2 separate regions of the Mus musculus genome follow, and region 2 is linked to region 1. A link is a contact called in ENCODE Hi-C or POLR2A ChIA-PET data. All regions are on one chromosome and are shown on one strand. The core of a region is the stretch at or near the end of the contact, and the rest is flanking DNA. Distances in the headings are between cores, read along the strand shown.

Evidence for each region. A loop is a pair of places that touch in the nucleus more often than their neighbours do. ChIA-PET counts read pairs that join two places held with the same protein, here RNA polymerase II (POLR2A).
Region 2: a loop to region 1 is called in a map of heart, with 1.8 times the contacts of the local background. The contact joins the enhancer-like site here to the promoter of Gulp1 in region 1. A Hi-C loop is called at or near these places in 1 of 37 maps with a recorded cell type or tissue (heart). POLR2A ChIA-PET finds 5 or more read pairs at or near these places in 1 of 5 experiments (Patski).

The regions. Positions count from the first base shown.
Region 1 is chr1:44,549,947-44,554,638 of GRCm38, forward strand. It overlaps Gulp1 (GULP, engulfment adaptor PTB domain containing 1), which reads left to right and starts at 1,725. Exons shown (of 11, transcript NM_028450.3): 1 at 1,725-1,926. Gm39635 (a long non-coding RNA gene) reads right to left here and starts at 1,511. Exons shown (of 3, transcript XR_865406.1): 1 at 1,434-1,511; 2 at 363-764.
Region 2 is chr1:44,583,014-44,587,531 of GRCm38, forward strand. The region is part of intron 1 of Gulp1 (GULP, engulfment adaptor PTB domain containing 1); the gene reads left to right. Among named protein-coding and RNA genes, the nearest start is that of Gulp1, 34 kb to the left of the region's middle. Within about 2 kb of position 1,971, at least 1 of the 3 ENCODE cell types and tissues checked has a DNase peak (open chromatin) inside an H3K27ac peak, as active enhancers do.

The sequences.
Region 1 (4,692 bases), core at 475-2,974:
CCCAGTCAGAAGTTTACCAGGCTCATTTAAGAATAGTTTGCTGTGGCTGGGTGTGGTGGCGCATGCCTTTAATCCCAGCACTTGGGAGACAGAGAGAGGCGAATTTCTGAGTTCAAGTTCGAGGCCAGCCTGGTCTACAGAAAAAAAGGAATGGTTTGCTGTTTTCCTCTCAACTCCACACCATTTCTGTTCTGAATTCTGAGGTAAGCACAGAAAGATTGCTAATAAGTAGAATGTGGCTGTCGAGAAAGTTGTCCTATTATTTTGGAGGGAGGGTGTTGGAGTAGGGGGATGTAGGGTTGTGGGTCCCAAGTCCACTCCACTACAGGGCACCGGCGCTTGGGAATCTTGACAGGACTTACCCCACACTGTCCCTGGGTGGGTGTTGGGCTGCAGGGAAGCCACGGGACTCTGCTCCGGGGGTGGGGAAGCACAGCCTGAGGTGCAGGACAGCCAGAGCTGGCTTGGAGCTCCCCAGGCCTGTGATAAGACCTGGTCTTCTGGTTCTCAGGCTCTTGGACATCCAGGTGCGGCTGGAAGCTGAGGAAGAGCTGAAAGCAGAGTGGGGGCCCGAGGGTTGGATCTAGCCCAGGGCCAGGGTGGGGGAAAGAAGGGAGGAGCTCTGGCTGGTCTCAGGGGAGAGTCCTTGGCTTGAGTTTAGCTTGGGCTTGGGTCCTGGCTGGGAGCACAGAGAGGCCTTCTATGGAAGATTACACAGTGGCTCTGTAGACAAAGGTCATCTCCGTGTCTCCCTGCGGCAGATCCTGAAGAAAAGAGGCAGTCCTTGGTTTTAAGGCATTTATTGTCATGGCAGAAAGTGGATGTGTAAAACCATACCCCCCTTCTCAGGGTGGGCCTGAGATTAAATACCTTTTACAGGGAGAGTACCTCATTAAAATAGAGATTAGATTTGAGCCTATGTGACCACAGGTCATATCCTCTACCTGTGGAGGGGCTTGGGGAGTTGCGCTTATGTAACTGATGACCACAAATCTATGGAGGATGGAGGTGGGGCTACAGCTAGTGACAGAGGCCTGGTGTCCAGGAGCAGGCAAAAACTCCTACTGTCCCTTCATGGTCTCCTGGGCATTTAGCCTTAGCTCAACCAGGGACCAGCTACCTTTCACCGCCCCACGGGGGGGAGGGGTAACGTGCAAAGATTCAGACAGAGTTTAAAAGAGAAAGAAAGAAAGAAAGAAAGAAAGAAAGAAAGAAAGGAAGGAAGAAAGAAAGAAAGAAAGAAGAGAAGAGAAGAGAAGAGAAGAGAAGAGAAGAGAAGAGAAGAGAAGAGAAGAAAAGAAAAAAGAAAAGAAAAAGTCTAGTCCCTGCAGCTGCGTTTCACGAGGCTGTGGAGAGCCCTCCTCACTTATATTTATGCCCTTTCTGTGTCACTTTCTTTTTTGTTAAACCTCAGAGGTGTTTTAAATTCTTACCAAACAGCATCTGTGGGAGGAGGTTTAAAAGGAAACCTGGAGCTGTGGAAGTGGGGCGGGGCCGGTGTTTTCTCTCCGTCTGAAATAAGAATGGACAGCTTCTTCTGGAAACCGGTTTCTTTCTGTCTTACTCCCTAACCTCTCCAGGTCTGCCTTTAAAAGCAGGACAGTTCTGCATTACTGCAGAAAACCCCACCAGCGTCCCTAGTGCGCACACAGAGCCGGAGTTTTCTTCTGGCCGAGAGGGGGAGCCCGGCGATCCTAGCCCTCAGCAACCGGGAGTCCCGACCCAGCCCCTGCCGTCGCCAGCACCAGTTTGGGCTTCAGCGGATTAGAAGGAGGGAGAGGACCAGAGCCCTAGGGTCCGGAGCCCAGTGCCTTTCGAACCTGCACAAAGTTTTCCTGTGGGATACGAACACGCGATCGTGGGCCACGGTTCCCGGAGCTCCTGTGCCTGCCCCAGCCCTGCGACCGCATCCCTCTACAAGCCAGGGTAGGAAGCGGGAGCGTCTCTGGTCCGGCCAGCTATGGCCAGGTGGCGCGGAACCAGGAACAGACCCCGAGAGGAAAGCGCAGTTAGCAGGAGGGTGAGGAGGGCACCGGGCTGCGACCGCTTATAGGTTGCGCAGATTCCGACCCCGAGGGCACAGGGAGTCTGTGGGCACTGAAAGAGGGACCTGTTGCTGCAGGCGGGGGCAGTGAGGGAGGAAGATGGGGCCACCCAGGGACGCCAGCCCTGTGCCTTCCCGCCGCATCCTCCCCTCGACCCAAGGAGGAACTTCTGGGCGAGGTGGGGGCTAGCAGGCGTCGGGAGCAAGCGGTGGGGGGACGCTGGACCATCCCGCCCGCTGCGGGTGCATGGAACAGAGGCTGCTCAGCAAAAGGAGGCATCGCTGGGTCAACTAGGCGACCCGAGAGCCAACTTCCTCCAGCTTGGTCTCGCTTTGTTTGGGTCGCTGTAAAAATGTGGGCAGCGGCAGGGGAGGCGGCAAGGAGCTTGTGACTGGGCCGCAGATACTTTAAAGCCCTACGTGGGTAGGGCCCCCACTCTCGGGCGGTGTCCATGCGGCTGCCCTTTGGCTAGGCCGGTCAGATCCCCGCTTCTGCGGGCGTTATGTTAGTGGGACTCAGCTTGCCAAGCTTGCTTGCTCTGGTCCACCTCCTGGTGGTGGCCCAACTGGCTCTCTATCCTGGGGCTGCTGGGCTGATTTCCCTGTTTGCAGGAGGGAACTCTGGGCAGTCTAGTTTTCTTGGAATGTGTTTACAATGTAGAATGGGACTTGAACAGGAAGCTGAACGCTGCAGCTAGAAATAGCGTGCCAAGGTAGAGTGAGGGAGATACAGCTGCTGTTGGGGAAACTCTCAAGTGTGGGCTGGCAGTCAAGGAACACCCCTACCTCACCCCGACACACACACACACACACACACACACACGCACACGCACACACACACACACAGCGTCTTAGTTTTTCTTGATGGAGCTTGTCTTTGTTAATAGACATTTACGTGCGATATTTCAGTCTGTTTGACAACATAATATCAATTAGGAAGATTTAATAACTGTGTATTCTGTCTGCTTTTAAAAATGCTGCACCAACATTTAAGAATGAAAACTTTCTAGACTCTGTCAATTCTATTAATTCTAGGGCTTGCAGAGGCCAGGATACCTATGATTTTATGTAGTCCATATGGCTGAACAGGTCGTAAAAGAGTACGAATTAGAAAACAGAGTAAACGATGAGAGGTGGAAAATCCTGAAAGGAATTGGATTTTTTTTTTCAGTTTTGCAAATTGCCTGGTTGCTCTGCCAGCCTTTCCCTCCTTCTTCCTCATAATCAAATAGCTAGAAATTGCTAGAAAACCCACCGAATGGGAGAGTTTGGACGCTGGTGTCTGCAAGCTTTTCTAGAAACAACGGTGAGACTAAGGTACTGCTTCACTGCATAATTAAACTCTCCTTGAGCTGTCCAGGAGCATTTCCCAAGTTTTTAAGACTGACAAGAAAAGAATGGAAGAATCTGGCAGGCAGCCAAACTAGACTGAACTCAGTAGGCAGGCCTGAAAGAGACTCGGGAAGTTGCAGGGCATAATTTGAATGGCTTGGTGGTGGTACTGGGGCTTAAATAGGGGGGTTCTTTTAAAATGAAAACTTTAAATGACTAAGAGTCTTTGGGGAAAAAAATAAAAACAAAAACAATTGACTAAGCATAGAATGCAGTTGAATATCAAGGAGAGTTAAGAAGGCCCAAAGGGAAGTGTGGTCCTTTCCACCCTTGCTCTGAAATAGCAACAGTTTGCGTGTGCTTACCCTGTTACTCGGTCTTCTCCAGATGCACCTTGTTAGCTGCCACTTCAGTCCTTCAGGCCTTGACCTTTCTTCTTTGTTTTCATGGCCAGTAAGAATGAAAGACCAGCACTGAGCAGATGGTTTTCCACCTAAATTGATTAATTCAATTAATTTCAGATAGCTTGGATTTGGGATCATAGAATTAAAGGGGAAAATTCATCTAGTATGTCTTTCTTGTATTACAGAAGAGCCCCCATAATAAACAAATCTTCCTCCTTTCCCTGAAGCAGGATAAATCAGGGTGCAAACTTACTGCTCCTTTCTCAATTCCAGGCAATCTAGAAACCCTGAGCCTTATCTGAAATTCAGACCCTTTTCTTTATTATCTTTGCTTCTATTTAATCTGTCCCTCAATTTGTTCCTTAGTGAGGTGGATGAGGTAGGCATGGGAGGTAAAGGGTAAAAAGCAAATGTGGTTTGTATTCCTTCTGAATGTTGGAGTTTGAGGTTGTAAATGTCACTCTTCTCTCTGAGGTTGACTTTATGAATCACCCTGTGCAAAGTGTCTTTCTTTACCATGACTTTAGTTTTTCCACTTGCAAAATAAACTTTCCTCTACACATTCCCAAGGTCACTAAAGGGATCAAGTGATGTGAAAAGCTTTTTTTTAAAGGTCATGACTTTTCTCACTGAGTCTATGAGAATAAAATTGAGTTGTTTATATCTGTTATACGTGCACAATAATATTTCTGTAAACTTATTTTTTACCTTTTATTCATAGCTATAGTATGACTGCATTGATATTATTGCTACTCCTCCCTTTCTGATTTAACATCTCCTGTCCTTTTCCCACAATTTGTCAAGTTAATCTCTTCATATATCACACACACACACACACACACACACACACACACACACACACAACTAAGAAAAACCTTACTACTTTCACTTACTGTTACTGGTATGTTTAGG
Region 2 (4,518 bases), core at 721-3,220, 33 kb after region 1:
TTTCCAATATACCTTCTGGGAGAGTGGGAGAGCCAAAGTCCCTGTCAGCTCATTGATAGTGCTGTGTAGGAATTAAGGGTTTTGACTGGTATAGCCAAAGGAGTCATGAAGATTGAAGTATTTTGTTCTTCAGTCTGGATTAATGGTAGGCCTCTATCCTGAGTTGAAGAAGCCTACTATTGATACCCAACTCCTGAAAATTACTTAGTATCATGCCTTATGATCTCTAAGGAAACTCTGCAGGTGGGCTCTTGCAGCAGAGAGCATTGACATAGAAGAAACATAAGTGTCATGTCATAGCCACAACATTGACAAGTAGTACAACTGGAACAGTAGAGGAATTGCCCCTTTTGGGGACAGAGATCCCTGAACGTCTGAAACTCACAGTTTATACTCTGGCCCAGTGAATCACTCGCATCCCTATGTCTCTTTTTCAAATAACTAAACCAAAGATTTCTGTGAAGAGAGAGCTGGCTGATGCGTTTGTAGTATGTGACCCAAGAGAAGGACTGAATTCTGTGACCCATGGGTTGTCTCCATTCTTACCTCAATTCCTAATTTAAAACATGATGCATCTTAAAAATCAATGAAACCACCTTGAAGATGTAGTGTAAGGTCAGATTTGGGGCTAGTTCACACTGTATGTTGTCTCATGTTGGATGTTCATGATGAACGCGTGACCAGTATCTGTATCTGTACCGAATTATTTCAGAATGTGGAGTATATCATATTAGCTATCCTGCCAGCATAGCAAAAACATCTCAAAGATTTTTAGATTTTTACCTTGTCTATCTTTGAGATATTTTTCTATAAATCTATAAATATTCTATAGATAACTTTCCATAGAGAAGTGTCTACTGTCAGGAACCATTAGGAAACCCCACACTTTCCAAACAGACATCCATTTTATGGCAAAGATGAATTTTAGGTTTGTATTTATATCCTGAGCTTAGCTCTGTACCGTAATTGTGTTTCAGGTTGTATTTCCCATGGATCCTTGCATTCTGCCTGTCTAGAGAAATGTTTCGTTGCTCACTCCTTTCATTGTTGTTATTTGGTGTGCTCCTCCAGCTGACAGAACAAGGTAACACCAAGGAAATCAGTGCCCTCAGCACACTTCCAGAAGGATTGCTTGTGGCTTTCTTAGTTGCTTCCTAGTGTATTGGATTTACACACACTGACTAATTTCAATGATGAACAAGCCTGCTAAGCGTCTTTGCTAAGTATCTGTTAGCTCATTACTTAGGTTTGTGGAATCCTCAAGGCAGTGTTCCGGGTGAGCTCAGGACTTGTTTGTGGCTTTCTGTGCCTCTGTTGCCTTGTTGAGTGCTATCATAATTGCAGATGATCAACTTTAAAATCTAAATGACCTTTAAGAATCTAGTCGGGTGTTTATGACAAGAGTGTTTTATTATTTCACATATCCATTACTGAAGGCTCATTTAAAATTTCACCAAAATCCTGAAAAAGTAAGTCAAATTATCTTTGTTTTATAGATGAAAAACATGACATATAAATGATTAAAATCGTTTGCTTTGGAATTAGTGAAATAATTAAGACATCTGGTTGCTAAGGTTCACTGACCTGCTGTGCAAAATCCCATCAATAAAGGAAACTTAGCATAGTTATTTATGATTTTTATAGATGGTAGTACCTTAACTGAGCCTCAGTATTAGCTAAGTGTTGTTCTTCTGAGTCTAAAGTCTTTGGTGGTTTTAGATACCTTTAGGAATACAAATGATGTGATCACTAAATGCAGTTTTATTTCTTCTCTTTCTGCAGCAGAGTTTGTAATTATTGCAAAAAAGCCAGATGTTAGTGGCCTTCTGGACTATATTCCCTTTCCTATGGCTGGCTTTAGCTTACAAAACCAACCTCAGCTATTAGGGCTGACACTGTGGTTTGTGCTGATGACTGAACAGACAGTGGCCACGGTGTGACTCAGCACAGCTCTCCTGGCCTGGCTGCAGACTCAGCAGATCAGCAATCTGCCTGGGGGCAGCTTTGGTCTGCGGTGGAGAGGCTTATCTGGAAAGCCAGAGAAAACAAAGCAAGATGCCAGTGGAAGTCAACTGATGGCTCCAACTTCTCTGTGTGGTGTTATGTGTCAGGTTTATGAACCATATGGCCAGAGAGCTATTTTATTGTAGGGCCATTTAGCAAATAGGCTGGTGTCAGATTCCAGATAAATAAGTTTACATTTTGTGCTGAGAGCATTTTTATCAGAGGGTGCTGTGTTTTACAAGTGCTCACATGAGAACAAGATGCCTACTGTACACAACGCAATTGAAGGATTCCTCAGGGACCCACAGAGAGATGCCTTTCCTGTGTCAATAAAGACCTCTTTGTTTCACAGACATTTCCCTCATTTTGGACTGGAATGTTTGAATTAAAAAACAGATGAAGCAGGCTCTGCTCTGCTGGTGCCTATCCATTTGGGCTATTGTTTTGTGACATGTAATAACTATTTCTTGCAAGGAAGAGAAGTGTGTTTGTTTTTCTGATTTCTTTAACAAGTGTCTTTGACACTACTTGCATGCTGAAATTTTGGTGACAGGACTAAGGCAGCATAGTGACTCACTATGAGCTTTCCATTTCAGACTTTAATGTTCCCCAGGTTCTGACCCAAATCTTGGGTTTTATTCATGTGATTCGGTGTGAATTCACAGTTAGGATGTTGTGGGATCTTTGTGTCTCTGTTCCGTTGCCTGTCATAAGCTCCATGTTACAAAGTGGTATCACACTTGCTGTGGACAGTCTTGGAATATGGCTAATAAGATGTTTAGTTGCAGGGACATTTATTATGGATTTAGTCCTTTGTTGTCCTGTGAATCACCTGAAATACCAATTTTGGAAGTGAAAAAATGGAATATGAGCAATTCTATGTGATTGTGAATACTTAATCTGTAGTGTTTGCTGTACTAATAGAGTTTATTTTCTGCAGGGGCTTCCTACTGTTCCTGTTATTTCCATGTGAGACTCTGCATCCAGACGATGAGTGGTCAATGTACAAACAGAGGACCCTCAGTCAGAGAATCTGTGGTCAGCATCAAGTGGGCATGGAGGAAACTTTACCATTGCTAATAGAGGATGAGCAGAATTACAGAGTTAGGAGAAGCACATCTAGTTTATTAATTATCTAAAAACATTAATGATTCTCCTGGGTTGTTATTATCTTTAGGAGAAATTATTTCAATTTGTTTTATTTGGCATTTAATTGCCTCCTTCCACCTCTGCCTTTTTCTGCTGGAGATTGAATCTACTTGGGAGGAAAGAAAGAAAGCCGTTCACTACCTAGCCATTCTCCCAGCCATATTTGTTCTGTAAATTTCCTTTATGCTCATTGTGCAAACTTTAAAGTTCATTATACTAAGTCTGGTCCTGAATGGGTGGTGTATGGAATAAGGTCCCTGTGCTAAACACTTTTTTTCTAGAAATATGGACATCAATTTCAGGGTTTGTAGTCATAATTTTGTAAATTGGACAGATTTCTTTCAGTGGGAAAAACCATGTTACTGGATGAAAAAGTCAGGCTCCCTCTAGGGTGTGTAGAGTTAAGTTCCTGGAGTTAGGCTAGTGTAAGTTTCATGAGTCTGATATTACTAAGTCTACCAGTTTTCTCTCTCAGCCTTCTTCACACTTTTTCTATTTAAGATAATGACAATAGGTAGGCAGGTATAAAGAGGGACTGAGATTTCTGCCATATGGAACTGGGAATGGGCATGCAGGAATCTTCTTTTCTAATACAGTTCTAGAGTTTTCTTTGTTGTCCTTATGTTACCTGATTGCTATTACAATGAGCGAACATATTATTTCCTAATAGAGTCTCTATCAAGTTAATTCCTCAGTTTGCACAAGTAAAACATAAATGGCCTTTCCCCTTGTTCTGTTTTTCTTTTTCTTTGATTGCACTAGCTTCAAGCAGTACGAGAAAATGTAACAGAAGCTGCACCATTGTTCTGATTGCGATGCACAATGAGCAAGCAAATGTCATGCAGAGTTCAGAAAATAGAGAAATTGGCAGCTCTAATAATGTCTTTTCTTCACCAAACTTATCTTTAGTGAGCTCCTCCTAGGGCATTCTGTGAGAGGCCTTTGTTGATTTACTCATGGTGAAAACGAGTAGACAGGATGGATATTAAAATATTTAATATTCCCCTGTCTTTTGTAGTATAGCATATATATTATGCCTTGTTTTATTCAGTTTTAAAAAACGAAATCATAGATAGATTTAGCACAATTTTCCCCTAATTAATTTATATATTAATACAACAAGAAACCTGTGATTAGACAGGGAAAAGGAAGGCAGAGTTAAGAGTTTCAGAGACAGGGACGGGAAGAGAGGAGAAAAAGGAGGAGGATGAGAAAAGATGGATAGAGAAGAGGAGGAACCTCATCCACGTGGCTTTTATAGCCACAGGTAGCTATGAATATCATAAAGTGATAGAATGATTGGGGTAAGTTATCTAATCTAGGTGGGCAGCTTGTATCATTATCACTTGGCTCTGAATTTATTGT